Regions from separate parts of the Homo sapiens genome. Here region 2 is linked to region 1. The links are chromatin contacts, found by Hi-C in ENCODE. All regions are on one chromosome and are shown on one strand. Each heading gives the region's core, a stretch centred on a gene start or an enhancer-like site at or near the end of the contact. The rest is flanking DNA. Distances are from core to core; before and after follow the strand shown.

The links. Hi-C counts contacts between places; a loop is a spot of excess contacts on that map. Pooled maps may share reads with other maps.
Region 2: a loop to region 1 is called in a map with no recorded cell type, with 8 times the contacts of the local background. The contact joins the promoter of CCNY here to the enhancer-like site in region 1. A Hi-C loop is called at or near these places in 3 of 37 single-sample maps with no recorded cell type and 4 of 50 pooled maps.

The regions. Positions count from the first base shown.
Region 1 is chr10:34,537,374-34,540,203 of GRCh38, reverse strand. The region is part of intron 2 of PARD3 (par-3 family cell polarity regulator); the gene reads left to right. Among named protein-coding and RNA genes, the nearest start is that of PARD3, 280 kb to the left of the region's middle. RefSeq lists an enhancer at 35-324. Within about 2 kb of position 1,468, at least 8 of the 41 ENCODE cell types and tissues checked have a DNase peak (open chromatin) inside an H3K27ac peak, as active enhancers do.
Region 2 is chr10:35,335,134-35,337,963 of GRCh38, reverse strand. CCNY (cyclin Y) reads right to left here and starts at 1,455. Exons shown (of 10, transcript NM_145012.6): 1 at 757-1,455. The coding sequence starts at 910. CCNY-AS1 (CCNY antisense RNA 1) reads left to right here and starts at 1,540. Exons shown (of 4, transcript NR_186477.1): 1 at 1,540-1,744; 2 at 1,888-2,036. RefSeq lists a silencer at 1,090-1,829.

The DNA.
Region 1 (2,830 bases), core at 219-2,718:
CTCTAATGCGTGCTGTTGTTTGACAGCATAACCTGTAATTGAATGTCCTGGGAAGCAGGAGGCAGGCAGCATGAAGAAGCCTTAGAGCTGCCTGCAGCTGAGGGCCACGACCCTGGGAAAGGACACGGTGGCTCCTGAGGCTTCTGTTCCAGGGACTCTGACTCCCCATTCCGCCCTGCACACTTGGTGTGGTTTTCTAGAACTCCTTTTTGAAATAGGAAGATCTGGAAGGTAGTCGCGTATGGTTTCAAGAGAGCTTAAAGTGACAGTGTGTTAGTAAAATGTTTCACAACCACTCTCAGCTGAGGCTGAAGGAGTGGGGACTGATTTGTAGTGTTTGCCAATTTCTTTGGTGTACACACTCCCGCCCTGGCCTATTTCAGGAAGCCAATGGGATGTCCCTGAGTGTGGAGTTGGAAAACACACCATCATACACTTTTACATAGTGTTTCCACTGTGTAGATACAGCAGACCTAGGACAATCCAAGGCCACACAGAGTAGTAAAATGCAACACAGATGATAGGAAGTTTTACTTTCTTTTTGAGACGGAGTCTCGCTGTGTCACCGAAACTGGAGTGCAGTGTCGTGATCTCGGCTCACTGCAACCTCTGCCTCCCAGGTTCAAGCGATTCTCCCTGCCTAAGCCTTCAGAGTAGCTGGGATTACAGGTGCCCGCCACCACACCTGGCTAATTTTTGTATTTTTAGTAGAGAGGGGGTTTTGCCATGTTGGTCTCAAACTCCTGACCTTAGGTGATCTGCCCGCCTTGGCTTCCCAAAGTGCTGGAAATACAGGCGTGAGCCACTGCGCCTGGCTGAGTTTTACTTATTTATTACTCTGCTTTTTAATTTATTTAACTGTAAGTTTATATATCTTAATTTTTAAATGATGAAGGTGGTAATAACTGGCTTGCAAAATTCCTGAAAACTTAAGAGTCCTCATGAGCTAGTCTTCACTGGCTCCAGCATCTGGGAGCACCACAATACTTTACCTAAAATCATTATGGCTGGATGTTAGAATACTGAGTTGTTCAGATTTTAGGCAGGTAATATGGAATATGTGTCATAAGATGTAACACCTCCTGTGATGTCTGAGGCAGGACCCTGTAGTCAAAATTTTGGTATTTCTGTAGCAAAATGTGAATATTCACCAAGTAAATAAATACTACAAATAATCTTGGATTGGTTCAGAGTTGCTTTTGCCACCAAATGTACTTCTAACAAACTTATGAAAAATTTTTCATTTTGAGAGTCATTTGATTTTGGAATTGTGGACAAGGCATCATGAATCTGTGTCATTGTGTTTGCAAGTCACGGTTGGTGTTCCAGGTCTAGAAGAAACTGTGTGTTTGCTTTCTCACAATGAGAAGGAGAAGAAACTCAGCATGATCTCCTACTTGGATCATTGGTGCCCTGCCGGAGCGGCGCCTCACCCCTGCGTTTCTGCAGCCTCTTCTTCCTAGAAGGCTCCTGTCCCGGTGACTCTTCCTGTACTTCATTCTTTCTGCCCAGCTCGTCTGGCCTCCACTCCTCACCAAGTGCTTCATGCAAGATTGATCTGATTTTTCTTTTCACTCCCTCGGTTGGTGTGCAGCCCCCGAGCACATACTTGAAAGAGTGAAGTGAAACTTACAGCCACCTCTGAATAAACATCCCAGCAGTGGAACTGCATGTCCCAAAGTGCTTGAAATCTTGGCTTCTGTGTCTTGGCAAAGCTTATTTTCTTTCAATTTCTATGATTCAGACAGGTTGCAATCTAGTCAGTCATTACCCACATCTTTCTACACCTATTGTAGCCTGTTTATCAGCGAATGTATCTCTGAAGGATTTCAGCTGGTAAATTTGCATTAGGGACAGAGGCAGTTGAGCCAGTGTCTCCCAGAGTGGTCATACGTGCTAGGTGCTCTGATTTCTTGATGTTCCTGTTGTTTTTAAGATCTCACATGGAATATTTGATGCTAGGAACCCTAACTTACCGAATTCAGAGGTTTTTCTTCAGTATTACTTTTTATGAGTGGGAAACTATAAAGATTACATTTTATTTATTTATTTATTTTTGAGACGGAGTCTCGCTCTTGTCACCCAGGCTGGAGTGCAGTGGCGGATCTCGGCTAAACAATTCACAGTCTTGTGCAATATTCTGTTTTGTTCATTTATTACACTTAGGATGAAGTGTCACACTTTGTGAGGTGATTTTTTTCCCTTGTCATTTGCCACTTGCCTAAGTGTACTTCGCTGTCTGACAGTACTGAATCAGGTCAGTTTTTAGGTGGCAGCAATTTATAAATAACCTTCTCTTTCCAAAGAAGAAGCAACAGCTTATTAGTGGTTTGTTTATGAAGCTTGCTTTTAGTTTTAGGCAGCCTGGATGTTAATTGTCTAATCAGAGTTGTGTTTCACCATAAACACTAATGTGGTCAGTGTTTGAGTTTCTGTTTCTCTTTCTTGGACTGGTATTGAAAGACATAACTGATTTTAGATGTCTAAGCAATGGCTTTTCTTTGTATTTGCTGTCATGTCTCCTTATTACCATGGTCTGTGGGGACTGGTGTATGAAAGTGATTTTATTGTCAGAGTGGCTTCCAGTTCTTGGGGCATTAAGACATTTCCAGTAATTTCTGTGGTTGCAGAGATAAAGTTGTTAGTGGGAAGTGTGGACCCCAGTGTAGTCAAGGTCTGGGTTGGTTGGACTTCGAATCTGTGAACACCCATTGTCTCCTTGGCTTTGGCAGATGCATCCTGGTTGCTCCTTTTGTAGTACTGCTCTTATTTCCTTCTGTGTCATTGGCTCTCTCATTCTTCACCAGAAATTGTTTTTTCATTTTGTTTT
Region 2 (2,830 bases), core at 206-2,705, 800 kb before region 1:
AAAACATTACTGCGTGCAGTAATTAGTCTTAGCTTTTTTTCTTTTTGCAAACTCCAGACCAACCAAAAGTCACCTGAATAAATCAGAAATTCATAGGACTGCAATTCGGGCCCATGCAAAAACTGAGACTTAACCCAAAGGTGTCTGACAATCTTTTAAAGAGCATTCTCGGGAGAAGCTATTTGACTAATCCTGGAACCGCCACTCAAAAAAATCATTTTTTAAAAAAAACGGTAGAATGGGAACGGGGGAAGTGGAGTCCATTTGTAAGGTTCCGGGGAACTGACTCAACATGGTTCTCCAACTCGAGGTTGGAGACACCGGGATTCCAAAATGGGAATCCACTCACTTCGCTTTTATAGGACAAACGCGTGCACAACTTGGCTTCGGGCTGCATTCAGGTAGTGCCGGGAACCCCGAGCTCCCGGGCCGCCCCCACCCAGCTCTGGCCGCTCCATTAAGGACGAGGGCCGGCTCCTGTCACCTCGCGACCCACGCGCACACACCCGCCCTAGGCCCGCCGTGCTCGATGCCGCGGGCCTGCAAAGTTTCCGCGGCCGCTCACTTGGGGGTAACCAGCGAGGGGTACGCCCAGAGGCTGCGGGGCCCCGGGCGCCTAGGCTGCGCGGGCGAAGCCCCGGTTATGCACGGGTCGCCGAGACCGGCTGGGCAAGCAAGAGCAGCCGGGCCGCCCCGACGTTGGCTGTGCGACTGTTGCCGCGGGGGCGGGTAGGGGGCTCGGCGGGCCGCACTCACCGTCTATGTTCTCCCGGTCGCTGATGTGCTGCAGGTTGCAGCCCGTGTCCTCGCGGCTCAGGTCCGTGTCTGGCCGGTAGGACTCCAGCCGGGAGTGGGCATTCCTCCGGAGCTTGGGACTGGACGACACGCAGCACGAGGTAGTGTTCCCCATCTTCGGCGGCCCCCCGACTCCTGCTGCTATCCTGTTCTCCCAGTCCCCGGGAGCGGGGCGCGGGTGGACGCGGGGCGCGGGCGGCGGGGGCGTGTGGGGAGGCCCGCCCGCTCGCCGCCACGGGAGGGGGCGGAACGGCGGCCGGCCGCCGGGTCAGCAGCGGCGGCGGCGGCGGGGCCTCGCCATGGGCGGCGGCGGCGGCGGCGGCGACGAGCGGGCGACGGCCCCGGCTCCCCCTCGGCCGGCCTATCCGCGGCGGAGGAGCGCTCGGGTCCGCGCGACTGCGGCCGCCGCGCCTACCTCACCCCGCCGCGGCCATGGCGGGCGGCGCCGCGCAGGCCGCCTCCCCCCCGCGCTTCCCCAGTTGGTGTCCGCTTCCCCGGCGGCTGCGGCGACGGCGGCCGCCTCGGCAAGAGGTTCCGGTTCAAGCCGGGGGCACGCGTGTCCGCGCCGGACGGCGGGACTAGCCGACGAGCGGGCGGGCAGCGGGCGTGGGCGCAGCCCCCGGACTCCTCGCGGCGCGGTGCGGCGCGGCCAGGGAGGATGCTGGCGGCCCTCCCTCGCCAGCGGCGCCCGCCCTCGCCGCAGCCCCCGCCCCGCCCCGTCACCGCCCCTTCCCTCTGCCCTGGAAGCAGATCGGCGGCCGCGGGGAGGTTCGGGGCGGCGCAGCCCCGCGCGGTTGTGGGATCGCTCCCGGGGGCCGCTCCTCTCTCGGGCACTGGGGTCGCGGGAGACGTCGTCGGGAGCTCGGTTTCTGGAGGCCCTTCCCCACCCGGCCTCTGCCTCCTCCACTCCCCCGGGCTGGACGGAACGGGGCCCAGCGCGGGATGCGAGGTGCGTCCCCGGGGCCCGCAGCGGGCGGGAGCGCAGCCAGGGCCCGGTCGGGGACGCAGGCCCAGGGCGCTGAGGCTGCACCTGCCTCTCCGAAACCGGGCTGGCTCTTTTTGTCTTTTTATTTTTCTAATTTATTTTTTTAGAGGTATGATTTCGCTCTGTCGCCCAGGCTGGAGGGCAGTGGCGCAATCTCGGCTCACTGCAGCCTCGAACTCCTAGGCTGAAGCGATTCTCCCGCCTCAGCCTCCAAAGTAGCCGGTACTACAGGCGCGCGCCACCACGCCTGGCTAAGGTGTGTGTGTGTGTGTGTGTGTGTGTGTCTCCAAAGTAGCGAGGACTACGGGTGTGTGTGTGTGTGTGTGTCTCCAAAGTAGCGAGGACTACAGGCTCCCGCCACTACGCCAGGCTAAGGTAGGGTGTGTATGTGTGTTAACTTTTTGTAGAGATGGGATCTCCCTTTGTAACACGGGCGCCCGCCACTAAGCCAGGCTAAGGTGGTGAATGTGTGTGTGTGTGTGTGTTAACTTTTTGTAGAGATGGGATCTCGCTTCGTAACCCGGGCTGGTATCGAACTCCTGTCTTCAAGGAATCCTCCCGTCTGGACTCCTCCCATGGGATTACGGGCATGAGCCACGGCACCTGGCTATTTTTTTTTTCTAAGCATTTAAATAAGCTGGGGCTTGATTTGGGAGTTTTCTATTGTATTTTGAGCTTTGCCGAGGACTTGATAGTGACCTTGCTTTAAGCTGTGAAATAAATCTTGGGGTCCCAGAGCTATTTTAATATTGAATTCGCTGTGGAGTTGTTTTGAGTTCCTTGGAGGTTAACATGAGATAGAAAACTAAGTTAACACAACTCATCGACTGCCCTTGCTTTGCTTTGCTTTGCTTTTAGAATGCCATCGGGTTTTGTCATGTTGGGAACAAGTTAACTTAGGCCAGTTGACTAAGATCAAGGTATGTGAACATGCCTGGCTGGGAGAGAAGTAGAGTAAATGTTGGTTCGCATTCCCTCCCGACGCCCACAATGCCAGCCATCCCTGACTTTTCTTGCCTTTATTGGGAAGAATATAAGGTGGCAGAAACA